Linked DNA regions of Mus musculus: region 2 is linked to region 1. A link is a loop called in an ENCODE intact Hi-C map of the cell type or tissue named here. Cell type or tissue: left cerebral cortex. All regions are shown on one strand. Links, peaks and the distances in the headings refer to the core of each region. The heading gives the core; the rest is flanking DNA. Region 1 has its middle 60 kb from the start of Dlgap1. Region 2 overlaps Ndc80 (NDC80 kinetochore complex component).

Region 1 (17,792 bases), core at 8,087-10,586:
GCAACAAGAGACTGAATCTCACTGAGATGGAAGGAGGGTACTGACTCCCCAGGTTGTTCTCTGACCTTTATGTACACACACACACACACACACACACACACACACACACACACACACACACACGTGTACATGCACATACAAGCAAATAATAATAAACTGATTTTAGAAATGGGTGTCCACTTGGTTCAGAAGAGAAGTTGAGTGTGTAAACAGCCTGTTTTAACCAGGACACAAAACTTTCCCAACAAGAAGGGACTATTTTTGAGTCTCCAACTTCACACTTTTACATCAGGAAAGTTATCTGTGGTGTTGCTCTCTTCGGATAATGGAGGGACTGGGGAGATAGGAGCACATCTAAAATTCCAGTGGGACTGGAATGTTTCAGTGTGGAATTAATTAAACCTGACCTTCGTTGAGAAACAGAATACCTAAACAAAGAGGGTCTTTATTTTATTCTTTTGGTTTTGTCTGACAGTGTCTTTGGCTGTCCTGATACTCATCATACAGACCAGGCTGGCCCCAAACTCACAGAGATCTACCTGCCTGCATCTGTCTCCCAAGGGCTGGGATTAAAGATGTCAGCCACTGTGCATGACTTAAAGAGGCTCTTTACAGAGTGAACTAAGTAGATACAAATTCTAGTAATTTTATGCTACTAAAGAAAGATTTTTTTTTTCACCATGAGCTGGCTAGTAGAAAATAGGAAAAAACTGTCTTGGCTTCTGACTATATTAGTATGAGACCTGTAGACACCAGCAGTCACTTCTTTTTGGAAATCTTTAAAGAAAGGAGCCAACAAAACTCTGATCATTCATAGCACAGATTTTCTTAGCTTACAAATTAAATTCCTCAGTCAACAACCCAAGAGAGACTCTTGGAGTTCAGACCAAGGTCAGGGGAGGGAATCAAGGTTAGAGCTCCCAAGAAACGCACATAGGAAAGGACAAAGCACAGGGCGGCACTTGTCCTGAGCTATTGTGGACACATAATCTAACTAAGAGGAATGGGTAAATTTGAAGAAAGCGAGCAGAATATATCTTTACCCATAACTACTGGAGGTCTATAGAGTATGAATGAGGTTGATGACAGAATATTTAATGTAAAACAAACCCTTTATTATATACTATATATATTATATGTATATAAGAAACTGGGAGCTGGCAATGTGGATGGAATTCCAGAGGCATGCACACACATGCACATACTCATCTCTGGGCAGCAATCACATTTTTTCTAGATTAATGGATAGATACAATATTTTAAGGTTCTCTGCACCTCTGATATTTTATGCAGACATGTGGTCAAGGCTCCTTAGAGCAGCAAGGTTTCCTGACTCACATTTTGATAGAAATGGCTGTCTGTACTATGGAGAAGGAAGAGCCAATCTGTTATCTCAGAAATAAGCCTGCTACTGGTTCTGAAGATTATCAGGCCTCTAAAATTTCAGCATGACCTTCAAGAAGTTATTTTAATGTTGGTCTTGATTCTGGGAGGCAAGAAAATTGTCAAAAGAGGAAAATGATTAGTTGTATGGTGGAGACACTGGGTAACTCCTGACATTATACTAAATCTGAAGGAATTTCAGAAATTGCTTTATTTAAAGTGCTGCATGACAACTAATCTACAGCCATCAAGATCAACCAGTGTCCTTGTTGTGAACTCGGACAGTTTTCTGAAAACATCAGGTGAGAGCTGTCTGTACTATATTTGTTTTACTGTCGTGTCCTATAGTTAATTACACATGCATGTCTGTACTGGGGCACAAGGTCATTTTCAATCTGCACACAGTCAGCCCTCAGAAAGTGTTCCCTGTATGTCTATGTGGGTTTGTTCCTGACATGCGTGACACAAATCTTAAGACTAAAACTCCCAGTCACCCCTAGAGAAACTTGGTCTTCTTTCTGAGAATGCTTCTCCCAGTTTCCCGTTAATCTCACTGTGTGAAGGTCACACTCCGCATCATTAGTTCTCGTGACAACAAAATGACGGGAACCTTTTCACTTGAGGATGACCGAAATTTACCAATGGGAATTCTCCTCTGGTTGACTTTATAAGGCCAGCACTTGACATCAGACATCCTTCTCAGTGCCATTATATTAAAATAATAATAACACAATGGCAGTAGTTTCTCCAGACAGGATTTTTGTTGTTGTTGTTGTTGTTGTTCTACAACCATATGGTGTTTGTGAGCAATAGCAGAAAATCTCTAAACATTTTAATAACGATTGCTAGTTCCAGTCTTCTGGCACAGGGTGGGGCTTATCCTCCTTTTCTGTACAGAAAGAGATAGCTAGGAAGCAAGTGAAAATATTTCCTCTTCCTCCTTATAAAACACACCAAAATGGAACAACTCTCAACCAGCCTTAATAGGGAATGCATGGTATTGTCAGTATCTAATGATCTGAAGGCTTCTACCCTTTCTCATGGCAACACTTATGGAAGGAAAAAGAGGGTGAGCCCCTGTTTAGTTTAAGTACATGGTCCTTGAAATATAGAGGAAGGCATAGTAAAGACCTCAGTAAACAAACTGTAGATGTGTCTTCTGCTGGATAAAAACAAGCATGGGTGCTATTTAACCCTCTGGAATGTAAGTATTAGAAACGGAAGGGTGTGAGACCACTTTACTACTTCTTTTCTGAGACTGTCAAGCCAGGCACACTCACTCATGTTAGAACTATGTATGGTCCAGCTGGATTTAATGTGGCTTGAGTTGATCCTGCTTTATGGGACACTTGTCGATTCAGTAAAGTTCTTATTTTAATTAGACTCTCGTTCTTAGTCTCACATGGAGGTTTTTGTCAGTTTTGAAACCTACCACAGCTCTTGGCTTTACTCTGCCATTTTGAGCTTGTATCTCTGTTTGCCTCGCAGTCTCTGTCCCTCTGCCTCTCTCTCTCTCTTTCTCTCTCTCTCTCTCTCTCTCTCTCTCTGTTTCTATCTCTGTCTTTGTCTTTCTATGTATCTCTCTCTGTTTTTACCCCTTCCTTCCTTCCTTCCTCCCTCCCTTCCTTCCTTCCTTCCTTCCTTCCTTCCTTCCTTCCTTCCTTCCTTCCTTCCTTCCTTCCTTCCTTCCCTCCCTCCCTGCCTCCCTCCCTTCTCTCTCTCTCTCTCTCTCTCTCTCTCTTTCTTTCTTTCTTTCTTTCTTTCTTTCTCTCTGTCTCTCTCTCTCTGCCCATGCCCACTGAATTTACAGTGTTCAGTTTTCTGAGACGTCTCTCTTGCTCTCTTACCAGCCTACATACAGCCTTCTTGCCTCCAGCGTATCCTCAAAGTGAGTACAGCACAGGACTGGTATTTTTTTCAATGGCAGCTTAGTACACGTCTCTGAAATATGTCATTTTTAATGGCCTCCTTGGAGACACACTATATATTTTATTTCATTAAAAACATTTGCAGGTGAAGGAAAAGAGCTCACTGCCCCTGGTAAGTTCAACTGGATGTGGCATAAGATTGGTAGAACGGAGATATAGCAATGTCTCATTTACCTAGGACCTCAAAGACATGTTCCTAATTCACAGGAATGAAGTAGTGAAAAATGCAGAAGAGAACCTAAGGCATGAGAGCCTGTGTTCTTGAAAACAAAGGGTTAATGCCCTGTGTCTGTTATTACTGCAGCCTGTGCTTCTGTCTTCTGCAGTAGCCATCGGGTCTCTTCTCAGAGCTCAACGCTGTTGGTTACACGGCTGGTTTGTCTCCTGCACATGGGCAAACCCCCTGAGAGGGAAAAGTAGGGACCATGTTGCTTGGGAAGTTTCCAGCAAGAATTAATTGCATTAATGCATAAAGGGATTAGTTCCATCCATGCTACACTATAGACATGGTTAACAGGTCAGATTTCTATTCATTTTAGTAGTTTGCCATAAGAAACCCCCACAATTAATGTAATATATTAGTGGATGGATTGAATAAGAGCTAAGTATCCAGTGACTCTCTCTCTCTCTCTCTCTCTCTCTCTCTCTCTCTCTCTCTCTCTGTGTGTGTGTGTGTGTGTGTGTGTGTGTGTGTGTAAGACTCACATAGAAAGAGGAGTGAGCAAGGCAGGGACAGAGGAAGAGAGTTTGAAATATTCTGTGCAGAGAAGAACCATATCTGAAACCATTCCCAGTCATATCGAGCTTAGTAAATCTTAACAATGATCCCAGGTAAAGCAATCCACTTAGGAGTGCACAGGTCCCAAAGCCCTATGTAAATTTAATCTAGCTATTAGATAATCTTTAGGCTCTGGTGCAGAACTCATTTGGTACTTAAGAGCTTTGAGTCACAGGGAGTGCCACTTAACTTTAAAGGAAGTCAAGTAGCCCATTTGTAAAGAGCAATGCTGAAACCTGCTGTGGAATGAGGCCCACACGTGGAGGTCTATGGTTTGAGTGCTTGGGAGTGTCATGGAGGCTTCAAGGCTAGATCGTTTTGAGTCACTGAGAAGCCAAGTGCATCTCTGGGTAAGGAGTATGATGCTTACTTTTAGTCGTAAACTTGACACAATCTACAATCACCTGGAACAGAGTCTCAGTGGGGGAATCCCTAGTGCCTCAAAGACAAAGATGTTCCTAAGTCTATGGGAAATTGTCCTTGATTCTGTTCATTGAGGTGGGAAGAACTGCCTGTTGTGGGTGACACCATTCCCTAGGTTTGTGCTCTGGCTGGGCATGAAAGTAGAGAGAGAGCTAGCTGAGCTGTTGTAAGCATGCATGCATTCTCTCTCTCTTTGTCCATTTTTATATTGTTTCCCTCATTTGTTAAGCATATTTTCCTTTCTAATACAGTGTAATATAATTAATTACAGTTTCCCTTCCCTCTACTCCTCTCAGTTTGTCCCCATCTGCTCTACCATTGGTTCTACTCCCTTTCTGTCTCTCACTAGAAAAGAACAGGCTTGTAAGAGATAATGACAAAACATTACAAAATAAAATTATAAGATTAAAAAAAGCCACCGGGCAGTGGTGGCGCATGCCTTTAATCCCAGCACTTGGGAGACAGAGGTAGGCGGATTTCTGAGTTCGAGGCCAGCCTGGTCTACAGAGTGAGTTCCAGGACAGCCAGGGCTACACAGAGAAACCCTGTCTTGAAAAACCAAAAACAAACAAACAAACAAACAAACAAAGCCATCATATCGTCATATCAAAGTTAGACCAGTCAAGCCAAATGAAAGAGTCCAAGAGAAGGCACAAGAATCAAGATGCCCATTAGTTCACACACTTGGAATTCCCTAAAAGCATTGAACTGAAAGGTATGGTTTATCTGCAGTGGACCTGGTGCAGACCTGTGTAGACCCTTGCTGCTTCAGGCTCTGAGTTCATATGAACTCTAGTCTGTTGTTTTAGGGGGGGTCTCATTCTTCTTGTGCCCTCTGTCCTGTGTCCCTCACTCCTTCTGCATCATCTTCTGTGGGGTTCCCTGAGCTCTGAGGGGAGGGATTTATTTGATGGCTGCTCTCTGCTTTTGACTGTGAACTTAAGTAGCTGCTTCACATTCTGGCTTTCCAGTAATGATGGACTGTACCCTGGAACTATAAGCTAAAATAAACCTTTCCTCCCCTAAGTTCTTCTGTCTGAGTATTTCATCACAGCAACAAGAAAGAAAACCGGACACCTACATCCTAAGGATCAAGGTCCTTTCCCAGGGAAAGTAGAGCTTCAGGGGGCGGGGCCAGTCCCATCTGTAAAGTCCTTGCAAGCATGAAGATCTGAGTTTGATCCCCAGAACCTACATAAAAATGTCCTACAGAGTGGCTTGTGCTTGTTACCCAGCCCTGGGAGGCAGAGAGAGGAGATCCAGGGCTGTTGCCAGCTAGTTTAACCTAATTGATGTACTCCAGGCCAGCGAGGAGCTTGTTTCAAAGGAAAGTCATTGATGATGTCCCTGAGATTGCCACTCAAGGTTATCACACCTACACACACATGCGCTGACCCTAACAGAGTTTCAGTGACATGACAGAGTTCAGAAGAGATCTAAACTAGCTTATTCATGTATCACTCTAGAAAGTTATTAAAATTAAACTATATCACTCTAAAAACATTAAAATTAAACTAACATATGTGGAGATTAGAACTGTCAATCACCAAGACAGGCCAAACCAAAACTAGAAGAACTGATTTGATGTAGAGCTCTGTATACATCGGACTCCCTGGCTCTCATAAAGTTCTATGCATTCTATTTAGACAGAGACAACCGAATGAGATCTGGGGCTGGGGCTCAGTAGGAGAGTGCTTGCCTGGCCTATTTTAATTCTGTACCACAAGAAAAGATAATGACCAAACACAAAAACAGCAGCCTTTAATCCCACTTTCAAGCCCAGGGGCAGATCCATAAACTGATATTTTTAATGGCTCCTCAAAGTACTTGTGTGAAAAGATGTTTGACATCCCCCTAGGGCAGCAGAAAGAGTAACTGAAAAGTCTGACAGGAGATGCTTTACACACTGGGTGGGATGAGAGCCTCACAAGGTTTTTCAGAAGAGAAGAAACAGCATATGAAGTTGTGAATAAACAGCGATTATCAGGAGCCATAACGGGACAAGCTAATAACTAGCAGGTGATCATCCTGAAGTGGCCTGCCTCGGATTATTATATAACCTGTGACAGGTGAGCCCTCACTAAGCAAGGCTGTGAGAGACTCATTTTAGGAAAGATTCCTGCTGTTAATAGGCTTTTCCTGTTATTATTAAACATATATAACAATCACTAAGTAGTACCACACCCCCTTTAGAGGAGATCTGTGATGTACTATCCTGTAGTGATGCTATAGAGACAAATAGATGACTTAAGTCTTAATGATGATCCTATAAGAATTCCTAAAATTATAGCTGTGATTATTATGCTCTTTTATAACGGGACTGCTATTAGGTCCTTTTCTGGTAGTCAAAGCTGCAAGGAGAACTCCGTTGGTCTCCCAAGTGTCACCAGTCAATTGATGGTAACCAGACTTTCTCCTACTCAGAGCGCATTCCAAGAGGTTGTAAAACAATTAACCAAAGGTCATAAAAAGAACTAATGATTTATTATGGGTGCTAGGACAGAAGGTAAAATATCGACTGGGTTTATCTATAGAAAACTTCACTTATAACTTAATTATGGTTTTAAACCTTCAGTGAATCTATGGAGCTGAGACAGGTGATGGATGTTTAGCTAGATAATTCCTCCTCATGGATATGCATGAAGACATTCTCTGTTGTAAACTTCTATTTCAATATATGATTTGATTTTCTATATAAACTTTTGATGAACGTTTTTTAACATGTTATCATGTATTCTGGAAGATGTTTAAGGGCTAAGGACAAAGAGAAGAGTCAGAACTGAGGGACTGAGGTGAGAGGAATGGAGGTGAGAAAAACTGAGCTGAGAGGAACTGAGCTGAGAAGTTTTTAGACAGAACACTTTTTTAGATTAGAAGGAGAATGCATCATGGAATAACTTAGAAATTGTAGGCGATGTGCAGAATGCAGAAGGAAAGAGGGGAAAAAGAAGATGTCGCAGAGAGCCAAAGGAGCAGGCAGGCTTCTCCTTACCATGGGACAGAATAGGTCCCATGGTAAGGACAAGGCAGGTTTAGTCTTATTAACAGAAACAAAGCTTTTTTTCTTACAAACATGGGTTTAATTCATTTAGTATTAAAAATGTAGAAGTCTTTTCTTTCTCTATGTAATAAAGATTGGAGCTCATTTTTCATCCAGAATGAGTGAGTTCTTTCTGCACCAGTGCTTGGTCTTTTGCTCCGCATGCATATATCAGTATGGATGTGTGTGTAAGCTTTGGGTTTGAGTGGAAATGTGTAAATGAATAAATGAGCATGCATGAATCTGTATATGAATTTATGTAAGATTATGCATATTCACTTATGTAAAAGTTTTTCCTCTGCGAGTGTTATTCTCTTCTCCTGGTTCAATACAAGTTTATTGTTCCAAACTTCCTCCTAGCCCAACAAGCAAGAGGCATCTGAACAACAGGGAAAAGGCTCTAGCAATTAATCCTTTACTCAATCTCCTGCTGTTTTAGGATGAGGTGCTAAGTGCCAGAGACTGCAGTTTCAGGCCTCAGAGGATCACAGAAGGCAGGTCAGCTACAATAGCATGGTAAGGTAGACTTAGATAAGTAAACTTTTTTATTATACAGAAACCCTAAATTTCGTGTAAGACAAAGTCTTACCCTCTGCCTATGCTCTTCCCCCTCCGCTGACTCAAGAAGAACCAACAAGAAAGAAGAAACCCCCCACGCTGGGGCTGCCCCAGGCAAGCAATGTTAGAACTCATACTACAGGTTTACAAAGCAATGCTGTCTGTCCAGAAACCTCTTCACAATCTGCACACTGGGCCTCCGCATTCCTTGTGGGAAGAATGGAGGATAGGAGAGAGGGAGTGAGAAGTGAGGGTGGGTATACACATGGATTCATGCTTCCTAGAAAACCAAGGCCTTTTAGGTAACGGAGCCTTGGCACTTCCATGTTAATTAAGCAGGGATAATGATGTGGAGACCATAGACTGGTTCTCATGGGGAGTAGATTGCAGCTCTTAATCTTACGACCATTACTCTCATATTCTTCAATGTATTAATTACTTTTCTAAGTATATAAAAATGTGATAAATCTCCATGACCAAGGCAATTTATAGAAGAAAGAATGCATTTGGGGGCTTATAATTCTAGAGGGTTATGGCCTGTAATGTTATAGATAGCAAGCAGCAGACACAGGAGCTAGAGCTGGAGGCTGAGAGCTCCCTTATCAGACCACAAACAAGAAACACAGATGGGGGAGGGGGAAGAGGAGAAAGAGGGAGAGGGAGAGGGAGAGGGAGTGGGAGAGGGGAAGGGGGAGGGGGAGGGGGAGGGGGAGGGGGAGGGGAGGGGAAGGGGGGGAGGGGGAGGGAGAGGGAGAGGGAGAGGGGGAGGGAGAGGGAGAGGGGGAGGGGAGGGGAAGGGGGAGGGAGAGGGAGAGGGAGAGGGGGAGGGAGAGGGAGAGGGAGAGGGAGAGAAAGGGATCTTACTAGAAATAGCAACATGGTTTTTAAATCCTCAAAGCCTACTCCATCCAGTGATACCATTTCCCCAGCTAGGCCACACCTCCTAATTCTCCTCAAAAAGTCAACAGCTAAGGACCAAGTATTTAAATGGCTGCTACTCAATGAGGGACTTCTCACTCAGACCACCACAGGCTCCTCTTGTTCAGATAAATAAATGCGGTTTGCAAAGCTAAAGACTGGCAGCCTCTGGATTCAGCCTTGACTCACAGGTGGTGAATGAGAGTTTCAGTTTCCCACATAAATTCATAGCAAACAAAGCTTAGGGAACAGACTTGAGCTACTGTATATTGGCCATTCCGAAAGGGAAAATCAAGAGAAAGTGTGTGTGTGTGTGTGTGTTTGTGTGTGTGTGTTAGAAAGAATGAGAGAGCATATGTGTCTCTCTGTGTGTGTATGTCTGTCTCTCTGTCTCTGTCCCTGTCCCTGTCTCTCTCTCTCTCTCTCTCTCTCTCTCTCTCTCTCTGTGTGTGTGTGTGCCTTGCATGTATATTGTGGAAGTGTCATCTTTCAGGTTCCCTATATCTACATGTAGGTTTAGTCTTGGGACAGTGGGAGAAGAAATCATGCCAACTACAAAAGCCATGCTCTCCCATGAATGGGATGTAACATGAATAAAAAAAAATAATCAGAAAAAAAAAAGCCATGCAACTGTAGTAGAATTGTAGGTGTGAAAGCGATCTGTCTGGATAAGGGGAAAGAAAACCATAAAGCAAGCTGTATTCTGCTCCTGGCACTTGTGGGAGCTCACCCCCTCCCTTGGCTCCCATCTGTTCCTACAGGGCTAAGGCATTACATGAATATGGCCGAGCAACTTCAATGTAGGCAAGAATCCTTGGCTTACTAACAATGAGATTTCTGGTTTCCTTCCAGAGTCTCTGACTTCAGTACAAAACAGAGCCAGGATTCCGTAGCTGCCTCAAGTGAGTCTTACATAGTCTTTTAAGGCAGTGGCTGCAGAGCCATTAACAGGCAGGCACACCTCTCATGATGTATTTCTGTGATGATTTAGCTCAGAGCCTTAAAGTGTGTGTCCATTAAATTTATTCTGTTCAGAAACAAAATAAAGTTGGTAATGTGAACTACCTAGGATCCACTTCACTTCTCCCTTTGCTGGGTAGTTTCCAATTTTGAAGAGAATTTCAAATTCCATTTTATTAAATTACAAGCACTTCATGGCACAAAGTGAAAGAGCTATGCTTCCATTTGCCAGGGATTTTGAAGACAGGGAGCAATAGAGTGTAAGTTCCTCTTTTAGCTAAAAATAGATAAACTATAGTGCTTTGCCTGTGTAAAATGGGCTTTGAGAAAAATCCAGCCTTAATTATCAGTCCCACTTTAGGATGCCGCACAGTGGCTCTTAGTGAGACGTGATGAATGGTAAGAATTACATAAATATCTCCCTTTCCGTGTGATGGCAGAAACACGTTTGGGAACATTGAAAGATATTATTACTTATTGAGTACAGGGTGTCAAACACTATACTAGATACTTTCAGATGTTACTTAAACACATCTTTTTTGCTGGAAGCCACAGACTCTAACATTCAATGCAAGTGTACCACCACTGAGCTACACTTCCATGTGTATGTACTTCCATGTGTAAGAACTTGTTACACTGCTCATTGGTTGTGTGTGAACATGTGTGCTTTTCCCATGTACTCTCCCTCCCCAAAGTTACTTTTGGTTCACGTGTTTACCACTGAGACAGAAATGAGGCTACTGAGTCATTCTCTATGCACATACCTATTTTCTTACAGTTTTATCACTCATCTACCAGGAAGCAGGTATTCCTGATAAGAACTTGAGTACTATACATTTAAAAAAATTTTTTTTTTAATTTATTCTAAGGATATTACTTTAGGAAAAAAAATTGATTCTATATCACATTATGTTTGATAACTTTTCTATTACTAGAAACTGAGACTTATTCTTGATGCAGTTCAAAAATACCCTAGCACTAGCTGCAAATATGGGCCTCGGTGTATTGGGAATCTAAGCATAAGTCACGTGAGGCAGGTGTAGAAGTAGAGTCTCTAATTTTCTGTCTTCTCCCTCATGGCAGGGCAAAGACATAGAAGAGATGTCTGCCTATACTCAGAGGGGAGAGACATCCTTGTCTCTGAAGATACAGAGAGGCAGAGAAGACTCTGAACCCACAGCCCTGCTAAGTGTGCCACATCATGGCAATTATTACCAGAGTACACACACCCTCTCACCAGATGTTCCTTCCCTACCACATTTCTTTGGACTTAACATTCTTTATGGAGATTCTATGCCATGTAAGACCTATGAATTGAAGTGCATCAATTTTATCAATACATCTTTTTCATTTTTTTTTTTTTTTGTTTTGGACCCAGGGACATAGGCTAAGACAATGGAAGAAAAGACTTTTATTTTCCCCTCTCTATTCCCCTCCCTCCTTCCCTCTCTCTTCCCTTTCCTTCTTTCCTCTTCTTGTTTTTGATTTTTCTTCTTTTTCTAGTTCTCTCCTTTTTTTCTTTCCTTGACTGACTGAGAACAGGTTTCATGTAGTCCCACTCAGTTTGACACTCCCTATGTAAGCCGCCACAGCCAGCTAAAATTGTGTATTGTTGACTTTAAATTAAGAAGAACCTGTCCCATAGAGCTAAATAAACTAAGTTCAGGATGGTTAATGGTGGGGCATACCACCCACTCCACCTACCAATTATACGTAGGCAAATGAGGAGGGTTTCTGTACTCACAGGTTATCCTATACTGCTTTCTCTATACCATATGGAAATGATTAATGCAGGCCACACAGTCCCCATGCAACTGAGTATCAGAACCAAACTAGAATATGAACATGGAGAAGACTGGAGAGGGACAATACCATTTGCAAAATCTTTCCAAATGTCAGCCTCTTTACAAATCAAGAAGTTAATTATTTACCACATAGACAAGCCAGCAAGACAGAAAGAAAAATGTGGGCGGTCAAGGGTTTTGGTTATTTCAAGAAGTAGTGATTGTTTCCATCAGCCTCCCATTCACTTCCATGCTAATGAGGGGTTTTTAATCTCCATTGAAGAATCTGCTTCCTTTGTTTAATTCAGCAAACCCAGCTTACATCATAAGCAGCTATGTATGCAAGCACCATACCTTACCCCAAGAGGAACTTCTTGGTCATAAGTGATCCTGGCCAAGGAACAGAAATTTGGCTACCTCAAACAGGTTTCCAATGCAGGCGTGGTCAAACAACCATTTTATAGTTACAAAATGAAAGAGTCCTAAATCAAGGCATTACCTTTGGTGGCAGTAGAACAGCAAAACTAGAGCACTCTGCTATAGGCCTTAGATGTTATTGAAGAAAGCCCAAGACATATATTTAGCTTTGCCTCTGAAACATCTCACTATAATCTTGAGGCTGTAATCTGTAATAGAGCTGTGTGTTTTTTTTTTTTTCCTGTAAGCTTCAGCTCATAGTTATTTAGCTTTAAAATGCTTGGGAATTTATTTTTTTTTACTGATTGAATTCCATGTGGTGCATCCTTAATTATATCAAAGTGTCAATGTGTATTTTGTGGCTCATAACCTGACCTGTTTCTGGTATATTTTCCCCTTAGGAAGAGTAGATGTACTACTCTTGTTGGGTTGAGAGTTCTGCAAATGTCAGGTTGGGTTGCTTGCTTGGGTTGTTTAATATTTCAATCTTCTTGTGGACTTCTCTCTTGTTCTATCAATTACTTGGAGAGAAGTGTTGAAGTTCTCAAATATAATCATGTTTATATCCCCCTTTGTTTCTATCAGGTTTTGCTTTATGCACTTCAAGGATTGGTTGTTAGATGCCTATGTATTTAGGATTGTGTACTCTCCTTGGGGACTTGTCCACATCATGATTCTGAGATGCTAGTGTTCTTCCTCTGGTACCTGTTAATACTGATGTCTATGTCACCTGAAGCCTATATAACCAATTCAGATTTGTTTTGATTAGCATTTGCATGGCATTTACATGTCACATGTGTTTATATGCATCTACTCTTAACCTTTTTCTTTATATACAGAATGGATTTCTTTATATACAGAAAATTAATTTTTTTCTTTTTTCAATGTCTGACTTATAGACATTTAGGTCTTCTATTTTAGTGGTTTAAGGAGAATAGGAGGTCTAGAAAAGATTTACATTAAAGCCATAGGAATGTAAAGAAGGTAATATTATTTTCTTATTAGTTTATTGTTGCTTATAAAAATACCATGCCTTTTCTATTTTGTCTACAAAGCCTACATATATTTCTTATGTGCTGTGAAATATTCTTTCAAAGACAGGTTTTATTTTCTTATTAAGCACTCCATGTTTTCTTCTTGTTTCTGGATTCTTTTTCACAAGTTTTATTCCTTTTATCCCTGAGGAGAAAGACCAAGGCAACAGACCTGTGGGATATGAAAAAACACCTTCACATTTCTTTAGAATGCTGTTAGCTTTGTCCACTTAGCTTGCACAGTAGGATTCAAAATTTAGAGGGTCTAAGTCTCCTACCTTTGTGTGTGTGTGTGTGTGTGTGTGTGTGTGTGTGTGTGTGTGTGCCATATGTGCTTTAAGAATGTATGACTGGGACTGGAGAGATGGCTCAGCCATTAAAGGCACCAACTGCTTTTCCAGAGGACCCAGGTTCAATTCCCAGGATCCACACGGCAGCTCACAACTTGCTATAGCTCTAGTTTCAGGGGATTGTATACCTTCACACAGACATATAATATAAGCAGGCAAAGTACCAATGCACATAAAATAAAAATAAAATTTCCCTTAAAACTAAAGAATAATAGGATTGGCTTAAGTAGGAACTTCAGACTATATGGGTTAACATGCTGACCTGTGCAGTTACTTCCTATTAATGTTGATAAGGTTTAATTACTTTTTCTGCATTTCGGCTTACTTACTTAAACTCTGCAAACAGTGACACTTTACAAAATCATGAAAATAAGGGAATAAAGTTAATGAAAGAGTTTAGAATAGTGTCTGGCCCAAGGTAAATACTGCATGCTATTTGATGTCTTGCTATCATCATTTTCTTAGAGAAGTCCTCTACTTCCCAAGGTAGCCCTTTGTTGGTTACTGCGATATCAGGGGACTAAAAATCTAAGCCACTTTGGGTAGTAGAGTAGTGACTCTCTTCCTGTAACTCTAGGCAGGAATTTCAGCTGATTACAGGCGTACTTCCCAAAGTTACAGCAGCATACCTTTTATATGTGGGAAGAATTCAATAGTTGGTTGCTGATCTGAATTCACCCAACACACAGAAGCTCTGATTAAGAATAATGGCACATAGACAAACTTCCTGCCTATATATTCAAAGCTGATAGAGGAAATTTTTCTTTCTTTCTTTTAAAATTTATTTATTTATTTATTTTTATTTATTTTATTTTTTTTAAAGATTTATTTATTTATTTATTTATTATATGTAACTACACTGTAGCTGCCCTCAGACACTCCAGAAGAGGGAGTCAGATCTCGTTATGGATGGTTGTGAGCCACCATGTGGTTGCTGGGATTTGAACTCCTGACCTTCGGAAGAGCAGTCGGGTGCTCTTACCCACTGAGCCATCTCACCAGCCCTTAAAATTTATTTTTAATTAATTAACTTTTTACATCAAATGCTACCAGGTGCCAGTCTCCCTCCCCCCCCAGAGACCTTTGCCCTCCCTCTCTCCTTCTCCTTTGAGAAAATGGGACCCCCTTTGAGGATTCCCACCCTGGTACATCAATCAAGTTTCTACCAGAGTAGGCATATCCTCTCTCACTGAGGCTAGACACGGCACGCCTGCTAGGAAATAGATATAATAGGAAATAATGTAAGGTTACAGTTTTAGGGAGAGCTTCTACTCTGGGGGTCCATAGTCTTAATTCATCTGGACCCTCGAGATCTCTCAAACACTGGACCACCAAACAGACAGCACACACCAGCTCATATGAGGCCCCCAACACACATACAATAGAGGACTTCCGGGTCTGTGTTCATGATGATGCACCTAACCTTCAAGAGATTGGAGGCCCCAGGAGTTTAGAGGTCAGGTGAGGTAGAGGGTGGGGGCATCCATGTAGAGATGGAGTGGGGTGGGAAGGAGGTGTGGGGTGTGGCACAGTTGGAGGGTGGGTGGGGAACGGGGAATGGAGTATGGAGTGTAAAAATTGAATTACAAATAAAATTAAATTAAAAAAATCAGATAGGTCTATTTCCTTGCAATATATCAAAAGTCATTTAGCATCAACAAATATAGTGATATATCTTTTGTTTGTTTCCAAGGGAAGGTGTTGACATTAATTGTTTAACATTAATTCAAGGCTCAATATATAATTGACAGCTTTAGACTTGGTATTGAAGATCAAAAGGAATCAAGAACTAAGAGGTCCTTAAGTATTTTTAAGAAACATGGCCTTCACACTGCAAGACCATTACCAAACACATATTATGCCCCCAAATGATGTAAAATATAAGACAAGGCTTTAACACCCAAGACATAACAGAGCCGGTGAGCTAGGTGGTTTCTTTTCCCTAGTAAGGGGCAGCAGCAGTGATGATTGGACTTCAGTGGGCAAAAGGATTAAGAAGGAATCAAGAGGTGCCTATAAGCTAGTGAAGAAAACATACAGGGCATAGAGACTAAACAGCATGCACACACACAAATACACATACACACATACAGTCACACACACATAAACTCACACACACAAATACACACATACATACGCTCACACACAAATATACACACACACATATACACACACAAATACACAAACATACACACACTCACACACAACTATATGCAAACAAATACACACACAGTCATACACCCACTCATACACTCACATACACACACAAATACACATACACACATACAGTCACACACACATACAGTCACACACACACATACATACACTCACACACAAATATACACACACACACTCACACACACACACTCATAACACACTCATATACACACACAAATACACAAACATACACACACTCATACACACACTCACACACAACTATATGCAAGCAAATACACACACAGTCATACACCCACTCATACACTCACTCACTCACACACACACACACACACACACACACACACACACACACACGGGAAAGAGAGAGAGAGAGAGAGAGAATATGACTTATATGTTCAATCCTAAGAAAATGAGATAATTAACCAAAATAGAGGGATGGCTGGGGCAAGAACTGTGAGAAAAGTAATTTAACACATGGAAAATAGTTCAGATTTAAATACCCATGGCAGACACTCACGGTGCTTAACAGGTTTGGGGTTTTTTGTTTGTTTGTTTTTTAAATCATTTGTTTGGTGACTCCAGAGAGCCTGTGATGTTCAGAATGAGAAAGTAAGTTTTCTAATGCACCAAGGAAAGAAATCTGCAGGTGAGTCAGAGTCCCTTGAGGGAGGTGGCTTTGCTGTCTGCCACCTTGAGTGGCACCACACTTGCTTGAACTGCCAGCTCCGTAAGTTATTTCAACTCCTCTAAGCTGCTTTTCCCATCCATGCCTACCATCTAAATTTGCAGAGGGGCTGAAAAGATTAAAAGTATTTAGAATCACTGCTGTGTGATAAAAAAAATACTCTAATAGCTTCTTTACCTGACATACTGCTTCAGCACCATAGCTGCTCCGGGAGCCTTGTACTGGAACTCAGATGCCAGGCTGTATGTTCGGTATGTTCTGCTAACATAAGTATATCAGCTAGTTAAAGAAACCTCTGTATAGGGCAACATATAGCTGAGTCCTAAAGAAACTGGTATCTTTGAAGCCCAGTTTGCTCAGCTACACTAACTCCTCAGCAGAGCCCTGCAGGGCGTTTGTTCATTTCTTGCTTGAAATACAAGTGTCTGCGTGGACTCTGTACTCTTTATGGTACGGAGATACCTGCAGACATTGTTACCTCATCCAAAGTCATAAACTAGAGATTCACTGAAGTGCTCATGACCGAGACAGAAGCCTCCTTCTGATGTGGATAGAGATCTACAGAAATTCTCATCTGGTCACAACGCAGAGAACAACAGACTGTGGGGACCTTAGCCACCGCTACAGGTCTATGATGCAAACAGGGCATCTAAGACTCAGGGAACATCAGGGAAAGTGGGAACAGAAAGGATATACTGATAACCGTTAAGATTGAATTCATGGAGAAAATACAGAAGCAAGCTTACTCATTCTTAAGTACTTATAAATGAGAGCCTCTCCATGCTTCAATTGATAGTAAGAAGACAGGCCCAAAGAAAGATGGTAAAGAGGCACAGAGGTAGATCTTAAGTTAGCAGAAGGCCCATAATATAAGAAGATGGTCTGCTTAGGCATAAGTTGAGGGAGGCAGATGTACGTCTCCATGGCTCCCTTTCTCTTTCACCATGAGTCAATTCTTGATGGCATCATGGTTCTGCCTGTATCTGGTGTCTGAGTCTGGAGTTACCCCACAGCTTCATTGGTGAGCAAGTCTGTTCTTGTTCTTGTTCTCTCTCTCTCTCTCTCTCTCTCTCTCTCTCTCTCTCTCCCTCTCTCTCTTTCTTTCTCTCTCCCTCTCTCTCTCTCATACAAATTAAATTTTAATTGCAGAAAGTTATAATTAAATGTTACCAGTATTAAAATATAGAACAAAAACAGTAAAAAAAAATATCCCTGGCCAGTTGCGTTTCTTTCTTCATTTTGAAATTATTATTTTCCTTTGCTCAAATTTGTTTTTAGGTCATTTGCCCCTTTATTTACATAAAGTCATTCCTCACATGTTTGTTTGTACAATTAGTTCTTTGTCTGTGGGTGATT
Region 2 (2,500 bases), core at 1-2,500, 1.2 Mb before region 1:
CATCACAAGAGGGAATCCTATCCCATTACAGATGGTTGTGAGCCACCATGTGGTTGCTGGGAATTGTACTCAGGACCTCTGAAAGAGCAATTAGTGTTCTTAACTGCTGAGCCGTCTCTTCAGCACCACATAAATAAATTTTAAGATAAAAAAACACATAGATTAGAAATTTTTAACATTTTAAAATTATACTATCTTGCAGCTCATCTACCTAACAGCTACCAAAAACTTCTATGATTTTTCAAAAATTGTTGTGGGTAGTGGGACAGTGGGAAGGAGGTATTAACTCTAACATATTTCAAAAATTACTTAAACTAGTATTTTTACACTTGATTTAAAGAGTTGTTTTCAATGTTTCTTTAAAGCAAAGAAAGATCAACCTTTGGAAAGCTGAGTACACACAAACCGACATCGGAAAGAAAAGTCTCAATATTTGGGAAAAGGTAATGAGGTTTTTAATTATATTTAATGAGTAGATTCTTATTTCTTCATTCTCTTAGAGCTCAGTAATAATGATGGGTTGTAAGGGGCTTTGAAGCAGGACATATGATCCGGTTTTCCTGTGTTGGTTAAAATCCTAGGTGATGCCTGCTTTACATGATGCTAGTGATGAGAAGATTCTGTGATTATCAGGTGATGGTCAAGGCTACTGTGTTCTGTACCGAGTTCTCAGAATCCGATGGATAAAGAAGAGCCATCTTCTATTGCAACATTTGAGTTTCGACTCTTTCACACTATGAAGGCTAATAGTGACTTCAGAGAGCTTTTGTTTTATGGTCTATGTCTGCCAGAATTGATTATATTAGAAGTTAACCTCAGAAGATGTCATGTAAACGCAACTCTAAATCATTATAATCTCATATGGTTACAAAAATAAAGTGCTTTTAATCTTTAAAAACCTTTCTGGGCCAGCAAGATGGCTCAGCAGGTAAAGTTACTCAACTCCAAGTCTAGGAATCTGCTTTCAACTCCCAGTCCCACAAGGTAGGATGCCTCCCAGCCTGGGCCAGGATAGCAGTGGATTCACAGAGTAGGACTCTGGTGATGGCTTTAAAGTCGGGGGGTCTCAGGGCTTTCTAGCTCTGTAATTATACTGAAATGCTGATGATAACTTCTAAAAAGTCCTAAAAACTTTCTTGCTCTTTCTGGGGGTAAAAGACTGCTGGCTTAGGCAATTAACACCTTTAGCCTAACAGTGGAGGATTAAGCAATGCTGCCCTTGTTTTTTCTCAGCAGGAACTGCTGGGCTCTAACTTTTCAGCCTGCTAGTTGGAAGTCACAGGAAGAGAAGACGCTTAGAGAAGTGATTATAGAGTTTATTACCAAGTTGTAAAAAGTTTCCTATGAAAGCTATCTAAGGGGAAAAGCGAAAGATCCTAAGTGGGGAAAGGCACAAAGTCTCCTATTGATCTTCGTTCTATTGATGATTCTCGTGCTGCTCTTTGTCGTCAGTACTTAGACATCTTTCAGAATACATGATCACGTGTTACAAAGTTCATCACAAGTTCACACAAAAAATCAAATCATAAATTGAAACAGAAGTTTACAACGGCGAATGTGTGCATGCATATCCATTAGGAGTAACTATCTGGCTAAACATCCATCATCTGTCTGAGCTCCACAGGTTCACTGAAGGTTTAAAACCATAACTAAGCTATTAGTGAAGTTTTGTATAGATAAACCCAGTCGGTATTTTATCTTCTGTCCTAGCACCTACAATAAATCGTTAGTTGCCTTTTAATGACCTTTGGTTGATTGTTTAAAACCTTTTGGAATGTGCTCTGAGTAGGAGAAAGTCTGGTTACCATCTAAGAGCAAATAACTGGTGATGCTTGGAAGACTGACAGAGTTCTCATTGCAGCTTTGACTATCAGAAAAGGACCTAATAGCAGTCCCATTATAAAAGAGCTTAATAATCACAGATATAATTTTAGGAATTCTTATAGGATCATCATTAAGACTTAAGTCATCTATTTGTCTCTATAGCATCACTACAGGATAGTACATCTTCACAGATCTCCTCTAAAGGTAAAGGGGGTGTGGTACTACTTAGTGATTGTTATATATGTTTAATAATAACAGGAAAAGCCTATTAACAGCAGGAATCTTTCCTAAAATGAGTCCCTCACAGCCTTGCTTAGTGAGGGCTCACCTGTCACAGGTTATATAATAATCCGAGGCAGGCCACTTCAGGATGATCACCTGCTAGTTATTAGCTTGTCCCGTTATGGCTCCTGACAGTAGGAGAAGAGACCCTCCTTCTACAGGTTGTCCTCTGTCCTCCATCTCTCTCTGTCTCTCACACACACGTGTGGCACACACTTTTGCAGACACACTGCACACAGATTAAACACAACCTTTTTTTAAAGGGAGATAATTGCAGTATCTCTTTTCAGAGTAGTTCTAAGGATTGATGGATAGAGATAGTTATTTACAGAGTCTAATATTTCCTGAGTTTTCAAAAAGGCCAAATGTTTTAAGTCCTTTGCACATGTTAACT

What was found. A loop is a pair of places that touch in the nucleus more often than their neighbours do. Peaks named below come from ENCODE experiments on the same cell type or tissue, not always from the same donor. Only the 100,000 strongest peaks of a DNase experiment are listed, where the experiment ranks them.
Region 2: a loop joins it to region 1, with 26 times the contacts of the local background. A loop is called at or near these places in 2 of 42 quality-filtered maps.

The regions. Positions count from the first base shown.
Region 1 is chr17:70,355,851-70,373,642 of GRCm38, reverse strand. It overlaps a transcript of Dlgap1 not described here. Among named protein-coding and RNA genes, the nearest start is that of Dlgap1, 60 kb to the left of the region's middle. In left cerebral cortex, for the core only: no CTCF peak of the experiment used is centred there; DNase peaks (open chromatin) are centred at 9,200 and 9,805; H3K27ac peaks cover 365 bases.
Region 2 is chr17:71,521,525-71,524,024 of GRCm38, reverse strand. It overlaps Ndc80 (NDC80 kinetochore complex component), which reads left to right. Exons shown (of 17, transcript NM_023294.2): 3 at 366-443. Among named protein-coding and RNA genes, the nearest start is that of Ndc80, 4.1 kb to the left of the region's middle. In left cerebral cortex, for the core only: no CTCF peak of the experiment used is centred there; no DNase peak of the experiment used is centred there.